2 separate regions of the Homo sapiens genome follow, and region 2 is linked to region 1. A link is a loop called in an ENCODE intact Hi-C map of the cell type or tissue named here. Cell type or tissue: gastrocnemius medialis. All regions are shown on one strand. Links, peaks and the distances in the headings refer to the core of each region. The heading gives the core; the rest is flanking DNA. Region 1 has its middle 11 kb from the start of RNH1. Region 2 holds the start of LOC124902805 (translation initiation factor IF-2-like).

What was found. Hi-C counts contacts between places; a loop is a spot of excess contacts. Peaks named below come from ENCODE experiments on the same cell type or tissue, not always from the same donor. Only the 100,000 strongest peaks of a DNase experiment are listed, where the experiment ranks them.
Region 2: a loop joins it to region 1, with 6 times the contacts of the local background. A loop is called at or near these places in 13 of 110 quality-filtered maps.

What each region holds. Positions count from the first base shown.
Region 1 is chr11:514,264-522,952 of GRCh38, reverse strand. It overlaps a transcript of LRRC56 not described here. Among named protein-coding and RNA genes, the nearest start is that of RNH1, 11 kb to the right of the region's middle. In gastrocnemius medialis, for the core only: a CTCF peak has its summit at 4,075 (motif pointing right); a DNase peak (open chromatin) is centred at 4,292; H3K4me3 peaks cover 972 bases; H3K27ac peaks cover 1,851 bases.
Region 2 is chr11:563,802-572,490 of GRCh38, reverse strand. It overlaps LOC124902805 (translation initiation factor IF-2-like), which reads right to left and starts at 897. Exons shown (of 4, transcript XM_047428004.1): 1 at 847-897. The coding sequence starts at 897. MIR210HG (MIR210 host gene) reads left to right here and starts at 4,034. Exons shown (of 2, transcript NR_038262.1): 1 at 4,034-4,139; 2 at 4,638-6,834. MIR210 (microRNA 210) reads left to right here and starts at 4,293; the gene lies at 4,293-4,402. It overlaps RASSF7 (Ras association domain family member 7), which reads right to left. Exons shown (of 6, transcript NM_003475.4): 6 at 8,466-8,689. RefSeq lists enhancers at 2,352-3,102, 5,688-6,242, 6,243-6,797. In gastrocnemius medialis, for the core only: no CTCF peak of the experiment used is centred there; a DNase peak (open chromatin) is centred at 3,920; H3K4me3 peaks cover 2,018 bases; H3K27ac peaks cover 2,376 bases.

The DNA.
Region 1 (8,689 bases), core at 493-8,492:
ACATGGTGAAACCTCGTCTCTACTAAAAATACAAAAATTAGCCGGGCGTGGAAGCACATGCCTGTAATTCCAGCTACTTGGGAGGCTGATGCAGGAGAATCGCTTGAACCCAAGAAGTGACGGTTGCAGTGAGCCGAGATTGCGCCACTGCACTCCAACCTTTGCGCTTTGGAACGAGTGAAACTCTGTCTCAAAAGAAAAGAAAATGTATACAGAGAATGTCAGAATTTATTTACCAGAACAAAACAAAAAAAGGGCAGGTGAGGTGGCCCACTCCTGTAATCCCAGCACTTTGGGAGGCCAAGGTGGGCGGATTGCTTGAGCTCAGGAGTTGAGACCAGCCTGGGCAACATGGTGAAACTCCATCTCTACAAAAAGTACAGAAATGGCCAGGTGCGGTGGCTCACGCCTGTAATCCCAGCACTTTGGGAGGCCGAGGTGGGCGAATCACGAGGTCAGGAGATCGAGAGTATCCTGGCTAACACAGTGAAACCCCGTCTCAACTAAAAAATACAAAAAATTAGCCAGGCGTGGTGGCGGCCGCCTGTAGTCCCAACTACTTGGGAGGCTGAGGCAGGAGAATGGCCTGAACCCGGGAGGCAGAGCTTGCAGTGAGCTGAGATCGCGCCACTGCACTCCAGCCTGGGCGACAGAGTGAGACTCTGTCTCAAACAAAACAAAACAAAACAAAACAAAAAAACCAGAAATCAGCCAGCCATTGTGGTGCGTGCCTGTAGTCTCAGCTACTCTGGAGGATAAAGTGAGAATCACTTGAACCCAGGCGGTTGAGACTGCAGTGAGCCGTGATCGTACCACTGCACTCCAGCCTGCATGACAGAGCAAGACACTCTTTCAAAAAAAGAATTGATTAATATGCTTGGACCATTTGCATTTAATGTAATTATTGATATATTTGGATTTAGATTTTTTTATTTTTCCATTCATGCTATTTGTTTCCTGTATCTTATCTTCCCTTTTCTGCCTTCATTTGGGTTATGAGAGCTGTTTTGGGCAGCTGATTTTAATCGTTTTTTTTTTGAGACGGAGTCTTGCTCTGTCATCCAGGCTGGAGTGCAGTGGCGTGATCTCGGCTCACTGCAACCTCTGCCTCCCAGGTTCACGCCATTCTCCTGCCTCAGCCTTCCGAGTAGCTGGGACTACAGGCGCTCGCCACCACGTCCAGCTAATTTTTTGTATTTTTTAGTAGAGACGGGGTTTCATCGTGTTAGCCAGGATGGTCTCGATCTCCTGACCTCGTGATCTGCCCGCCTCGGTCTCCCAAAGTGCTGGGATTACAGGCGTGAGCCACCTCACCGGGCTGTAATTGTTTTTGAAAATATCTCTTGGCTGGGTGCAGGGGCTCACACCTATAATCCTAGCACTTTGAGAGGTTGAGGTGGGCCAGTTGCTTGAGCTAGGAGTTCAAGGCCAGCCTGGAAAACATGGCAAAATCCCGTCCCTGCCAAAAATACAAAAATTAGCTGGGCACAGTGGTGTGTGCTTGTAGTCGCAGCTTCTCGGGAGGCTGAGGCAGGAGGGTTGCTTGAGCCCAGGTGGTTCAGACTGCAGTGACCTGTGATCATGGCACTGCACTCCAGATGCCTGTCTCAAAACGCACAAAGCAAAGGGTAGGAACAGGCAGAACCAAGCGGAAGTATGCCTGACTAGTACTTGGTGAAATGCCAGCTAGACCCATGGTGAGTTACCATTTCATATTCTCATGACTAGGGTGGGGACAGGGAGGCCTGAGGCAGTCGAACCAGTGGCTAGTGAAGGTCTGGAGCGGGGAGGGAGCCTGTGCCCTGGGGCGGGAGCGTAAATTCTGAGAGCCACCGCTGGGGGGCGATTGGGCCTGGCAGGGCGTCTGCCCCGTGTCTGGGCACACAGAGGTCCGGAGTACGCTGGCGGTGGCAGTGTTTGCATAAAGTCAGACAAGACGAGAGCATCGGTGAGTAAATGCCGGTGTTCAGGCAGCGGAGTAGTCAACAGCAGCTGAGATGAATAACCGACGCGGTCTCAATATGGACAATTCCCACCCCAATTCTGTTGAATGGAACCAGCAGCTGGCGGGTGGGTGCGCATTGTGCAGCGTTTCCAAATTGTTCAGAGGCGCAGGAAAGGCCCTCGCCATCTGGGAAGGCGTAGGGGTGAGCACGGCCTCAGGGAACAGAAAGGACGGAGACAGAACTCAGGCGGCAGAGGCCTCCAGGAGACCCTGGATGGAGGGGAGAGGGCGACTCGGGGGGCTCTGAGCATGTGTTTAAGGGGAGAGGTCAGGCATGGGGCTCATTATTTTTAAAAAACCTGTTTGTATGTTTGAAATATTCAATACTAGGCCGGGCGCGGTGGCTCATGCCTGTAACGCCAGGACTTTGGGAGGCTGAGGTGGGCGGATCATTTGAGGCCAGGAGTTTGAGACCAGCCTGGCCAACATGATGAAACCCCGTCCCTACTGAAAATACAAAAAAATGAGCCGGACGTGGTGGCGCACGTAATCCCAGCTACTCGGGAGGCTGAGGCAGGAGAATCACTGGAACCCGGGAGGCGGAGGTTGCAGAGAGCCGAGATCGCACCATTGCACTCCAGCCTGGGCGACAGAGCGAGATTCCCCATAAAAAAAAAAAATCAGTAATAAAGCTCACCTGTGTATCAGGCCGCGTTCTAATAAAGCTCACCTGTGTATCAGGCCGCGTTCTAATAAAGCTCACCTGTGTATCAGGCCGCGTTCTAATAAAGCTCACCTGTGTATCAGGCCGCGTTCTAATAAAGCTCACCTGTGTATCAGGCCGCGTTCTAATAAAGCTCACCTGTGTATCAGGCCGCGTTCTAATAAAGCTCACCTGTGTATCAGGCCGCGTTCTAATAAAGCTCACCTGTGTATCAGGCCGCGTTCTAATAAAGCTCACCTGTGTATCAGGCCGCGTTCTAATAAAGCTCACCTGTGTATCAGGCCGCGTTCTAATAAAGCTCACCTGTGTATCAGGCCGCGTTCTAATAAAGCTCACCTGTGTATCAGGCCGCGTTCTAATAAAGCTCACCTGTGTATCAGGCCGCGTTCTAATAAAGCTCACCTGTGTATCAGGCCGCGTTCTAATAAAGCTCACCTGTGTATCAGGCCGCGTTCTAATAAAGCTCACCTGTGTATCAGGCCGCGTTCTAATAAAGCTCACCTGTGTATCAGGCCGCGTTCTAATAAAGCTCACCTGTGTATCAGGCCGCGTTCTAATAAAGCTCACCTGTGTATCAGGCCGCGTTCTAATAAAGCTCACCTGTGTATCAGGCCGCGTTCTAATAAAGCTCACCTGTGTATCAGGCCGCGTTCTAATAAAGCTCACCTGTGTATCAGGCCGCGTTCTAATAAAGCTCACCTGTGTATCAGGCCGCGTTCTAATAAAGCTCACCTGTGTATCAGGCCGCGTTCTAATAAAGCTCACCTGTGTATCAGGCCGCGTTCTAATAAAGCTCACCTGTGTATCAGGCCGCGTTCTAATAAAGCTCACCTGTGTATCAGGCCGCGTTCTAATAAAGCTCACCTGTGTATCAGCCCGCGTTCTAATAAAGCTCACCTGTGTATCAGCCCGCGTTCTAATAAAGCTCACCTGTGTATCAGCCCGCGTTCTAATAAAGCTCACCTGTGTATCAGCCCGCGTTCTAATAAAGCTCACCTGTGTATCAGCCCGCGTTCTAATAAAGCTCACCTGTGTATCAGGCCACGTTCCTTTAGGAAGAAACACGGAGATCTAAGGAATGCGCGCGGCTCAGGGGTGAACTGCGGGTGATTTTCCCTCTTCTTATTTGTACTTGTATGTTCTGAAAATGTCGTCTAGCTTTTGGGTAGTTCTTACCTGAGAAAAGCCAGACAGCAGGTTTTTGGCGGAAGGACCGGTTTGCACAGCGGACACACGGGAGCTGCCCTCGCGGCTTTCGGAGAAGCCTCCCCCGTGCGGCGCCTCGCGCGCCCTCGTAAGCGCGCCGCGTCTTGGGGCCGCAAGTTCCCCTCGGTTTGGGGGCGGGGTTTCCAGGTCACGTGACCGGGAGACACGCCCCCCCGCCCCGGTCCCTCAGAGCGGCCGGCAGAGGGCGCCCGAGTCCCGGCCTCGCTCGCGCGTTCGGGGCGGCTCCTTCCTCGCGCGCCGCCGGCCACATCCAGGAGGGGGCGCCGCGAGTCCTCTCCGGCGGCCCCGTCGTGGGCAGCCCGGGGCCGGCTCCTGGGCGTCCGGTTCCGCGCTGGCTGCGTTTCCTGCCCCACCTGCTGGTGTCGGCTCGTGCGTGCCTCCTCCCCTGGGTTATGGGAATGGAATACGGTCTCCAAGTAATAAAGTGAACAGGCGGCCGGGCAGGGTGACTCACGTCTGTAATCCCAGCACTTTGGGAGGCGGAGGCGGCCGGATCACGAAGTCAGGAGTTGGAGACCAGCCTGGCCAAATGAAACCCCATCTCTACCAACAATACAAAAAAAATTTAAAAAGCTGACCTGGCGCGGTGGCTCACGCCTGTAATCCCAAGCACTTTGCGAGGCCGAGGCGGGTGGATCACGAGGTCAGGAGATCGAGACCATCCTGGCTAACACCATGAAACCCCGTCTCTACCAGAAATACAAAAAATTAGCTGGGCGTGGTGGCGGGCACCTGTAGTCCCAGCTACTCCTAAGGCTGAGGCAGGAGAATGGCGTGAACCCGGGAGGCGGAGCTTGCAGTGAGCTGAGATGGGCCACTGCACTCCAGCCTAGGCGACAGAGCGAGACTCCATCTCAAAAAAAAAAAAATTTTATTATTATTATTTTTTATTTATTGATCATTCTTGGGTGTTTCTCAGAGAGGGGGATGTGGCAGGGTCATAGGATAATAGTGGAGAGAAGGTCAGCAGATAAACACGTGAACAAAGGTCTCTGGTTTTCCTAGGCAGAGGTCCCTGCGGCCTTCCGCAGTGTTTGTGTCCCTGGGTAGTTGAGATTAGGGAATGGTGATGACTCTTAACGAGCATGCTGCCTCCAAGCATCTGTTTAACAAAGCACATCTGGCACCGCCCTTAATCCATTTAACCCTGAGTTGACACAGCACGTTTCAGAGAGCACGGGGTTGGGGGTAAGGTTATAGATTAACAGCATCCCAAGACAGAAGAATTTTTCTTAGTACAGAACAAAACGGAGTCTCCTATGTCTACTTCTTTCTACACAGACACAGTAACAATCTGACCTCTCTTTCTTTTCCCCACATTTCCCCCTTTTCTTTTTGACAAAACTGCCACTGTCATCATGGCCCGTTCTCGATGGTCGCTGTCTCTTTGGAGCTGTTGGGTACACTTCCCAGACGGGGCGGCCTGGCAGAGGCACTCCTCACCTCCCAGACGGGGTGGCCGGGCAGAGGTGCTCCTCACCCCCCAGATGGGACGGCCGGGCAGAGGCGCCCACTTCCCAGACGGGGCAGTCGGGCAGAGGCGCTCCCCACCTTCCAGATAAGGCGGTGGCTGGGCAGAGGTGCCCCTCACTTCCCAGGTGGGGCGGTCGGGCAGAGGCACCCCTCAACTCCCAGACGGGGCAGCCAGGCAGAGGCGCCCCCCACCTCCCAGACGGGGCAGCTGGGCAGAGGCGCCCACTTCCCAGACCGGGCGGCCGGGCAGAGGCGCTCCTCACCTCCCAGACGATGGGCGGCCGGGCAGAGATGCTCCTCACCTCCCAGACGGGGTGGCGGCCGGGCAGAGGCTGTAATCTTAGCACTTTGGGAGGCCAAGGCAGGCAGCTGGAAGGTAGAGGTTGTGGCGAGCTGAGATCACGCCACTGCGCTCCAGCCTTGGCAACACTGAGCATTGAGTGAGCAAGACTCCGTCTGCAATCCCAGCACCCCGGGAGGCCGAGGCGGGCAGACCATTGGAGGTCAGGAGCCGGAGACCAGCCCGGTCAACAGGGCAAAACCCCGTCTCCTCCAAAAATACAAAAACCAGTCAGGCGTGGCGGTGCATGCCTGCAATCCCAGGCACTTGGCAGGCCGAGGCAGGAGAACCATGGGAGCCCGGGGCAGGGAGGCTGCAGCAAGCCGAGACCACAGCAGTACAGTCCAGCCTCGGCAACAGAGGGAGACCGAAGGGAGAGGGAGAGGGAGAGGGAGAAAAAAATAATTAAAAAGCTTTATAAGCCTGCTGGATTCTGTCAAATGCCTTTTCTAAGTCTACTGAAATGATGATGTATTTTTGTCTTATTTTATTTATTTAGAGACCAGGTCTCACTATGTTGCTCAGAATCCTCCTGCTTCAGCCTCCCAAAGTGCTGGGATCACAGATGTGAGCCACCACGTCCGGCCGTCTTTTTGTCTTTTAATCTGCTTATATGGTGAATTCCATTGGCTCATATTTCATGTTGAACCAGCCTTGCATTCCTGTGATAAATTTCACTGCGTCATGGTGTGCACTTATATTTGTATTATACATATATGTGTGCTCATGGGCCTGTGTTTCAGTGTGTGGCAATGCTGTGGGCCTACAATCATCAAAACAGCTCTGGAAAACAATGGTCAAGTGAGAGGGCATTCTATGCCTGGCTTCAAGATTTGGGTTTTTTTTTTTTTGAGATGGAGGCTCGCTCTGTCACTCAGGCTGGAGTGCAGTGGTACGATCTCAGCTCACTGCAGCCTCCGCCTCTGGGGCTCAAGTGATTCTTGTACCTCAGCCTCCCGAGTAGCTGGGATTACAGGCGTGTACCACCATGCCTGGCTAGTTTTTGTATTTTTGGTAGAGACGGGTTTCGCCATGTTGGCCAGGCTGGTCTTGAACTCCTGGCCTCAAGTGATCCACCCACCTCGGCCTCCCAAAGTGCTAGGATTACAGGCGTGAACCTTTGCACCTGGCCCAAGATGTGTTATAAAGGTTCAGAAATCCAGACAGTGTGGCATTGGTAACAGGATAGACAAATAGATCAGTGGAACAGAATAGAGGATCGAGAGTAGACCCTCACATACATGCTCAACTGATTTTGAAATAAGTGTAAGCAAATTCAGCAGAGAAAGGAGAATCTTAGCAACAAATGGTACTAGAATGACGGGGCTACACATATGAATGGAAGCTTCAATCTATACATGACAGTACATATATAAATCCATTCAAAATTTACTATTAATTTTTTTGAGATGGAGTCTCACTCTCTCGCCCAGGTTGGAGGGCAGTGGCACAATCTTGACTCACTGCAACCTCTGTCTCCCAGGTTCAAGTGATTCTCCTGCCTCAGCCTCTGGAGTAGCTGGGATTACAGGTGCCCGCCACCACACCTGGCTACTTTTTGTATTTTTAGTAGAGACGGGGTTTCACCATGTTGGCCAGGCTTGTGTCAAACTCCTGACCTCTGGTGATCCACCCGCCTTGGCCTCTCAAAGTGCCAGGATTACAGGTGTGAGCACTGTGCCTGGCCTCAGAACTTATTATAAGCCAAAATGTAAGGCCTACAACTGTAAAATGTGCGTTAAGAATGAAAAGGAGGATGTCAGTGTGACTTGGGTTAGAGAAATGATTCTTAAACACTAAAAGCATGACACATAAAGGAAAACCTGATCCACTGGACATCATGAGAATGAAGGGTGTGTGCATTTTGAAAGGCCCTGAGAAGACAAGCCCAGGCTGGCAGAGGCATTAGCAAATATCCCGTCTGAGGAAGGACTCATCTGCAGCATCTATGACAAGCTCCCAGGAGTCATGGGGTGCTGTGCTCTCGGCAGATATGGGAGAGCCTCCCATCCCATCATTCGTGTCTCCGGAGCAGCACTGCTCAAAGTCCCCTACCAATGCCCTCCTCAGCCGACAGACCTGACCCTCCCCACATGTGCACCCACAGGCCAGGCCTTGTGGGTCTTCTTGGGACATGACCCCAACTTCAGGAGGAGGAAAGTAAGAAGAGGAAAATCAATGAAAAGAAAAAAGAATTTACTGGTGGCCCTTTCAAGTCTTTCTGTCAAACGGCCCAATTTCAGGTTCAGCCAGGCAGTGGTGACAAGGCAGCCCTGTGTTCTGCCCAGTTCCAAGGGCTCCACCGCCTCTGTGGGTGAGAAGCAGCAACCAGCCGGGGAGAAAACCATCTAGCTGCGTCAACCTCGGTAGTGCTGGAAGTTAGCACAGGCGGGCCTGGGTTACCACGGTTCAGTTCTAGACACCGCAATAACACAAATGTCGCAATAAAGCCAGTCGGAGGGATTTTTCGGTTTTCCACTGCATATAAAAGTTATGTTTATACCACAGTGCAGTCAGGTGTGCAATAACATTATGTTTACAAAACAATGCATATGCCTCAATTTAAAATACTTTATTGACCACTCCTCACTCCCTCCCCAACTGGGCTCCCACCACCCTACCCTCCCTCAAGACCAAAAAAACAATAAATAATAATAATAATAGGCTGGGCACAGTGGCTCACACCTGTAATCCCAGCACTTTGGGAGGTCAAGTGGGCAGATTGCATGAGCTCAGGAGACCAGCCTGGGCAACATGGTGAAACCCTGTCTCTACCAAAAATACAAAAAATTAGCCGGGTGTGGGGGTGTGCACCTGTGGTCCCAGCTACTAGGGAGACAGAGGTGGGAGGATTGCTTCAGCCTGGGAGGCAGAGGTTGCCGTGAGCCGAGATAATGTCACTGCACTCTAGTCTGGGCAACAAAGCAAGACCTCGTCTCAAAAAAAAAATGGCTGGGGGTGGTGGCTCACACCTGTAATC
Region 2 (8,689 bases), core at 447-8,446, 50 kb before region 1:
CTTGGCTAACTGTCTCTACTAAAAAAAAAAAATACAAAAAATTAGCCGGGCGAGGTGGCGGGCGCCTGTAGTCCCAGCTACTCGGGAGGCTGAGGCAGGAGAATGGCGTGAACCCCCAGGGGGCGGAGCCTGCAGTGCCGAGATCACGCCACTGCACTCCAACCTGGGCGACAGCGAGACTCCGTCTCAAAAAAATAAAAAATAAATAAACACAGACATCCACATGGAGACATGAAGGACGTCCTCAGTGAGCATAATCCTTGGTCAGTGCACAACCAACCCAGGTATGTCAGACAGCACTCAGGCTCAGGTGTGAGAAGTATCTCCAGGCAGCTGCCCAGAGCCAAACTAGGCCCAAACTGTGCATAGGTGGTACTTGAGAGCATGAGAGCAGGGGCACATACCAATACCTCCTGACTCCCACCCCCACCGCTACCCACACACCTGACATAAAATGACTCCTTACCTGCTCGCACGTGGATAGATGCCTCACACACCAGCAGGCAGACACCTCCTGTATACAACCCCCTCATCAGTACTGTCACCTCCCCCGTACACTGACGGGTCACCCCCCAACCCCCATCACCTGCTAGTGTCAGTGTGCACACATGTGCATCCTGCCCACACAGCCTCACACAGACCTGTACTCTGAGGCTCCGGCCAGATTCCTGGTCGACACTGCCGTGTGCTGCCCCTGCCCCTTGCAGACGCAAGCATGGTGTGCATGCTCCTGGTGTGCACGGGAGGATGGAGCTGGGCTGGGAGCTCCCTTGCTTCTGTCCCGCCAGGCCAGCTTATCCCGGAGGGCCTAGCCCAGCCCCTTCCCACCCCTGCCCCCCACCCCACCATCAGGTCCGTGTGCACATACAGGGCTTGGTGGGCAATGAGCCCAGTCATCGCCCCCTGCTGAGACCCATCCCACTCCCAGCAGCAGGGAGCCCCAGAGCCAGGTGGATGCCTGGGGGAGGCAGGGGCAGGGGTGGCTGGAGGAGGTGGGTGGGGAGAGAACAAAGGAGTCAAAACTCTCAGAGCTGGGGGAGGGAACAGGCAGGGCTGCATTCTCTACCTAGGGAAGGCAGGTGTCTGTGTGTCCCAGGGCTGTCATATCAAACGGCCACAAACCAGAGCCCTTAGACAACAGAAAGGCATTCTCTCAGTCTGGAAGCCAGCAGTCAGAGATCCAGGCTGGCAGGGCCACCCTCCTTGTTGAGGATCTGGGGAGGTCCTTCTTCTCCCAGCTTCATCTCCAGGCGTTCCTTGGCTATGGCTTCCTATGGCCTCCCTCTGTGTCTGTGTCTCTTTTCTCTTTCTCTCCTTTTTTTTTGAGACAGAGTTTTGCTCTGTCGCCCAGACTGGAGTGCAGTGGTGCAATCTCTGCTCACTGCAGGCTCCGCCCACCGGGTTCACGCCATTCTCCTGCCTCAGCCTCCCGAGCAGCTGGGACTACAGGCGCCCGCCACCTCGCCCGGCTAATTTTTTGTATTTTTAGTAGAGACAGGGTTTCGCTGTGTTAGCCAGGATGGTCTCGATCTCCTGACCTCGTGATCCGCCTGCCTCGGCCTCCCAAAGTGCTGGGATTACAGGCGTGAGCCACCGCGCCCAGCCTTTTTTTTTTTTTTTTTTTTGTGACGGAGTCTTGCTCTGTTGCCCAGGCTGGAGTGCAATGGCGCGATCTCGGCTCACCTCAACCTCCACCTCCCAGGTTCAAGTGATTCTCCTGTCTCAGCCTCCCGAGTAGCTGGGATTACGGGCATGCATCACCACGCCCGGCTAATTTTGTATTTTTAGTAGAGACGGGGTTTCTCCATGTTGATCAGGCTGGTCTCGAACTCCTGATCTCAGGTGATCCACCCTCCTCGGCCTCCCAAAGTGCTGGGATTACAGGCATGAGCCACCGCGCCCGGCCTTCTCTCTTTTTTTGTGTTTTTTGTTTGTCTGTTTGAGACAGAGTCGTACTCTGTTGCCCATGCTGGAGTGCAGTGGCGTGATCTCAGCTCACTGCCAACCTCCCAGGTTCAAGCGATTCTCCTGCCTCAGCCTCCCAAGTAGCTGGGATTACAAGCTCACACTACCATGCCCGGCTGATTTTTTTGTATTTTTAGTAGAGATGGGGTTTCACTATGTTGGCCAGGCTGGCCTCAAACTCCTGGCCTCAGGTGATCTGCCCACCTCGGCCTCCCAGAGTGCTGGGATTACAGGCTTGAGCCACCACACCCGGCCTGTTTTCCCTGTCTTTTATAAGGACACTGATCATTGGATTTAGGGCCCACCCAGAAAGTCCAGGATGATCTCGTTTCAAGATGTTTCCCTTAATGACATCTGCAAAGATGCTTTCTCCCGATGAGGGCACATTTAGGAAGCCTGGGTATTAGGATGTGGATATATCTTCTTTTTGGCGGAGGGACCATCCCACTCACTACAGATGCTGAGAAAAGGTGCCTGTGAAATTGGCAGGACTGGGGGCAGAAGTGGGTTCACGTCAGCAGGGCACGACAGGAACACAGAGCTGCCCTGTCCTCTTGCCCCTTCTTGTCCCCTAGTCTGACTGCCCTAGGAGCCTCTGCCCTGCCATGAAGACGTGGGCCTTCTCAGGGACCCCACTGACTCTTAGAGGCTCCTTCACGACCCACAGGATCGAGGTCTTGCTGACCCCTGACCCCCAATAGAACCGAGTGGCTCCGTGATCCTCTGGGCACCTTCCCCATCCACAGGCAGCCACAGGTGCAAGGAGCCACTCGGTTCTATCGGGGGCCAAGGGTCAAGGGGTCAGCAAGACCTCGGTCATGTCTTGCTGATCATGTCTGAGTCACCCCAGACTCTGCATCTGAATTTTTGTCCCCAGCCTTCAAGCCCCTGAGGACATGGGCTGGTTCGGAAGCTCCCTGGGGCCCCAGCACTTTGCCGCCGGGGCTGGGGCAGGGGGCAGGCTGCGGCCCAGGCCTGCGCGGATGCCGAGGCAGGGAGGTCATGGGGCCAGGGGAGGACAAAGAGCAGGGCGGTGAGTTTAGGGCCAGGGAGCTGAGGGGAGACGGCCCGGGGCCGAGGACCAGGGTGACAGTGCCAAGGGGGGCCGGCGGCCAAATCTCCTTTGGCTGCCACTTTGGAGCCCCACCCCGGAGTCCGATACTTCCACGTCTGAAGCTGGCCCTGCGAGTCCTAACGAAGGTCAAACCGTCAAGGCTCCTTTGATTTTACACGTTTTCAGCGCACAGACAGGATTCTCTCGCCTCGTCCCCTCAAAGACCGGCACAGGGCTGCGAAGACCCCTGAGCCCTTGAGGCACCCCCTCCAGGCTCCAGAGGCTTCCGCGGAGACAGAGCGCGCAGGAGGGACCCAGAGCCCCCAAGGGCGCCCCGTGGGGGTCGCCAGGCAAACCAGGCAGAGCCAGAGCCCCCTCTTCGCCAGCAGGACGGACCCGGGCGTCCTTTGGGGACCCCAAGCCGCCCGGGGGGTGGTGCGTGCGTCCCGAGGACGCCGTGTCCGGGCCCGCGCAGGCCCCACCCGGGTCACGGCCCGGGATACGTGCGCCGGGCGCCCAGCGGGTTGGGGGGGGCGGGCCCGCGGGACGCGGGTGCGGGGCACGGAGGCGGCCGGGTCGTACCACCGCGCCGCGGGAAGAGGGGCAGCTCCCGGCCGGCCCTGCCGCCCCACGCACACCCGCGGGCGGAGGACCCGTCGCCAGGCTGCGCCCCACGCCCAGCCCGGAAGCCCCGCGAGCCCGGGCCATACCACCGCGCGGCGGGAGGAGGACCACCTCGGGCCGTACCATCCGCCCGGCCGGGGGACGCGCCCTGGCCCCGCCGCGCCCTCGCAGCTGGCGCCCCGCAGGCCCCGCCCGGCAGGTGCCGCCCCTCCCCGGGCAGACGTGCAGAAAAGAACGCGCCGGCCTCGCCCGCGAAGGGCCGCGCGGCGGTGGGCGGGGCGTCGCGAACCCCCCTCGCGCCCACTGGCTGCGTTGCGGTAGGGCGGGCCCGGCTAGGCCGGCCATTGGCTGAGGGACCAGGTCATTTGCATACGGGGCTGGGCGTGGAGCCGCGGGGCCCGGGGCCGGTCGGGTCGGGCCGGGGGGCGAGAGGGTGCCAGCGGCCGCAGCTGAAGTTGGGCCGAGAGCCGGCGACGGCCCCGCGCCGGGGTCGCAGGTGACGCGCGAGGGATCCCAGGTTGGCGGGCGGGGCGCCCCTCAGAGGCCGCCCTCCCGCGGGGGCTGCGGGGGGTCGGGCTGGGCAGGCGCGGCGGGGCTCGGACGCCCAAGTTGGAGGGGACGGGGGTGGGGTCAATCCCTCCGCCCGCCCACCCGGCAGTGCCTCCAGGCGCAGGGCAGCCCCTGCCCACCGCACACTGCGCTGCCCCAGACCCACTGTGCGTGTGACAGCGGCTGATCTGTGCCTGGGCAGCGCGACCCTCCTGGCCCCGTGTCCGGGTCTGGCGGGCAGGCGAGCGGCCACACGGGGACGCGAGGGCAGCTGGATACCGTGGGGAGGGGGTGCCCTATGGACGGGGTGTGCCTGTCTGGCCAGCAGGGACGGCGGGTGGGGGTAAGCGAAATCATTCGGGGGCTTTGCTGCCCTCCGCTTGGTGGGGCTGAGGCTGGGCCAGATACCCTCTTGGAGGGAACTTTCTTTTCCTTGTGTGTCCAGGGTACCAGTGTGCGGAGTTCCTGTTGCCAAGCTGAAGGTGGCCCTGGGCAGGCACAGGTGTGGTCATATCTTCAGCCAACAGGACCATCCTCCGGAGGGCCACCTCTGGGGACTTCCTACGGGAAGAGAGTGACAGATTTGGTGCTTCTGTGTGTTTCTGCCGCTTCAGTGGGGCCGCTGCGGGAGACAGCGGGTGGATCCTCCAGCAGCCTGTCTGCTGAGCCTGCCTTCTCAAGTCTACTGTTAAAATCAGGACCGGGTCGTGTCCGAGCCTACAGGCCCTGTCTCCGCTCCCCAGGCCTGCAGGAGTTGAGGGCTGCACCTGCTCGCTGGAGAGGGAGAGGCAGATTTAGTGGACGCCTGGCATGGACTCGGACTGGCCTTTGGAAGCTCCCTGCCCTGACGGGGTTGCCTGTCACCACTGCGAAGTGAGGCTTGGCAGGACCTGCACCTGAGAAAGGCTGTGTGTGGTCTTGGGGTCCACACCTGCAGAGCTAACTTACTGCCAGACGGCGACTTACTGTGGGCCACCCTCAGTGAACCGGGGTGTCCTCAGCTGGCCCTACAGAGCACTTCTGTGCTGGGGATGAGTAGGAACTCTGGGCGAGGAGGGTCCCAGCGCCGCCCCTCGATACAGCCTGGCTCTGCCCTCTGCCCGTACTTACACCAGGTGGGATCCCTGCCCTGCATTGCCTGGGGATTGGCTGGGCTTGGGCCCGCCCTGCTGTGGAACTGGATGTTTTCAGGGAGCCCAGCCTTTCCTCATGTCAACACAGTTCACAATATAGTTTTCAAAGTACAGTTTAAAACTCAAAAGTAAACTTTTCAGCAACTCAAAGGTTTGCTGAGTGATCTGAAGCACTCTGGCCACTTTTTGGGGCCATGGGATTTGGTTCACCTGAAACAGCCAGTGAGAGGCCGGGTGTGGTGGCTCACACCCGTAATCCCAACACTTCAGGAGGCAGACGCGGGTGATCGCTCACTTGAGATCAGGAGTTCAAGACCAGCCTGGGCAACATGGTGAAACCTCGTCTCTACTAAAAATACAAAAATTAGCTAGGCATGGTGGTGGGCACCTGTAATCCCAGCTACTTGGAAGGCTGAGGCAAGAGAATCGCTTGAACCTGGGAGGTGGAGGTTGCAGCGAGACGAGATTACGCCGCTGCACTCCAGCCTGGGTGACGAGAGACTCTGCCTCAAAAAAATAAAAAAATGAAACAGCCAGTGAGGAGGAAGGCTCCCCGCCTTCCCCCCGCCGGAACATAGCCATAGCTGCTGCTGGGACACCCTCTTGGTGGGGAAGAAGGCTGGTTAGCTTCATCAGAGCCAGCAGCAGCAGACCAGGGACGGGCACCTAGGCAGTGGCCTCAGAGTGAACAGGAGTTCCTCAGAAACACACACAGGGACGGCGTGGCGCATGCTCTGCCAGCTCCATGCCTCCTTCCCATTGTGGGGCTGGGGTACGTAGGGCAGAGCTCATGACCTCCGGGAGGACATGGGGGTGGGCTCTGGATGGCACCTGGCATTGCCCCCTGCTGGCCTATGTGACGGTGTGGAGGGCTGGTCACAGAGGTACGACCATCCCTCCAGAATGTGGGTCGGGGCTGTGGATGGAGGAGTAGGCCCCTCATATCCCAGGCCTGCTGCCCAGGCACAACCCACTTGGCCTATGCATTCCAGGCTCCATCCCATGTGACTCTGGGCTTAGCCCCTTCTGGGGCCACAGGTCAGGCAGGTCCAGGCCCCAAGGACCTCCCAGTGACAGGCGACTGTGAGCTGGGCAGACAGGAGTGAAGTCAGGTGGGGGTTCTGGCTTGCTGACACCAGCGTTTGGAGCCTCCTGCTGCTGCCTGGCTTCCCTGCATTCCCTGTTCCCTGCCTCAGGCAAGAAATAACCAAGCCGAGTTGCCTCTGCACAGCAGTGAGCTCCTGGTGGCCCTGGCTTCTGGGGAGCCCTGTGGATGGCTTCCTTGCCCAAGTCCAGGCCTTCTTGTTCCCTTTGTGTGCTCCAGAGAAAGGGGGCAGCACCAGATCCAGATCCAGGGCCAACCAACAGAAAGCTGAGTCCATCCCAAACTCGCCCATTCTCAGAGCACAAAGACCCCATGATCTAGGGCAAACTTGTCCAACTGTTGGCCCATGGAACAGCTTTGAATGCAGCCCAACACAAATCTATAAATTTTCTTAAACATTGTGAGTTGTTTTTTGTTGTTATTTTGAGACAGAGTCTCGATCTGTCGCCCAGGCTGGAGTTAGTGGCCCAATCTCGGCTCACTGCAAGCTCCGCCTCCTGGGTTCACGCTCGTCTCCTGCCTCAGCCTCCCGAGTAGCTGGGACTACAGGCGCCCGCCAACACGCCTGGCTAATTTTGGTATTTTTAGTAGAGACGGGGTTTCACCACGTTAGCCAGGATGGTCTTGATCTCCTGACCTTGTGATCTGCCCGCCTCGGCCTCCCAAAGTGCTGGGATTACAGGTGTGAGCCACCGTGCCTGGCCAACATTGTGAGTTTTTTTTACGATTTTTTTTTTAAAGCTTATCAGCTATCATTACTGTATTCCATGTATGGCCCATGTATGGCCTCAGTGTATTCCAATGTGGCCCAGGGAAGCCAAAAGATTGGACACCCCTGACCTAGGGCATCCCCATCCTCTGCCTTCCCATGCATGGCTGTACCCAGGTATAGGGGTCCTCCACATTCTGCTCAACACAAAAGATTTCTCCAGCCCCAACCATGGATCCTGGAGCTGGGAGTGTATGGCTTACCCTTAGAACCAGGAGAGGTGACAGCTAGCCCAAGGGCCCAGGCAGGGGCTGGGCTGTGGACACAATTTTTTTTTATTTTGGAGACAGAGTCTTGCTCTGTCACTAAGGCTGGAGTGCAGTGGAGTGATCTTAGCTCACTGCAACCTCTGCCTCCCAGGTTCAACTAATTCTCCTGCCTCAGCCTCCCAAGTAACTGGGATTACAGGTGCATGCCACCACACCCGGTTTTGTTTTTTTTTTTTTTTGACAGAGTCTTGCTTTGTTGCCCAGGCTGGAGCACAGTGGCGCGATCTCGGCTCACTGCAAACTCCGCCCCCCGGGTTCACGCCATTCTCCTGCCTCAGCCTCCCGAGTAGCTGGAACTACAAGCACCCTCCACCACGCCCGGCCAATTTTTTGTATTTTTAGTAGAGACGGGGTTTCATCATGTTGGCCAGGCTGGTCTCAAACTCCTGACCTCAGGTGATCCGCCTGCCTCAGCTTCCCAAAGTGCTGGGATTACAGGCGTGAGCCACCATGCCTGGCCCCTGCCCTGATTTCAAAGCTGCAAGCTCAGAGCAGACATTTCACACCCACCTGGAGAAGAGGAGGCAGCCCCTGCCCACTGGTACCCATACCCTCCCTGGGGTGGTGAAGCAGCCTGGGACTGGCTGACCTGAGTGTGGGATCCACCCCCACAAGTTCTCAGTAAACCTGACGGGCGGGTCTAGCTTGTCCTGACGTCCTCAGTTCCCGCTGCTGGCGGGGCACAGGCAACATGACAGAGAGTCAGGTGGGAGGGGGTCCAGACAAATGCCTGGGACAGTCAGGCCAGGCTGAACCAGCAGGCCCACCAGGCTGGGGCCCTCACAGGAGAGCCCCTGGGGTTAGGTGAGGCAGAGCAGATGGAATGTGGAGCTCAGGAAGCCCCAGCCCTGGGCCCTACTGAGCACCCTGAGGGATCCTATTCTCAGATACTCCAGCTGTGGTGAGCCCCAGGTGTGTCAGGGTACTGCTCAGTGGCACCCCATGGAGGCTCAAGTTCAAGACCTCAGACCCTGCCCAGCGCAGCCTCCACACACACTCAAGCTGCTTCGGGCAGTTTATTGAGGTTTTCACGTTGGGGTAGGGGAAGTGGCACACACATGCTCTTGCTGTGTACACACAGTGAAGGACCTCTCCCGCAGGCAAGCACATGCCCACAGCTTGAGCACACTGTCCATGCATCTCCTGTCCCCAACAGGCAGTCGTGGCCTTTGGGGCCTGGCAAGTTCCGAGCTGGCTACGCCCCATGCTTCTCCAGGGTGC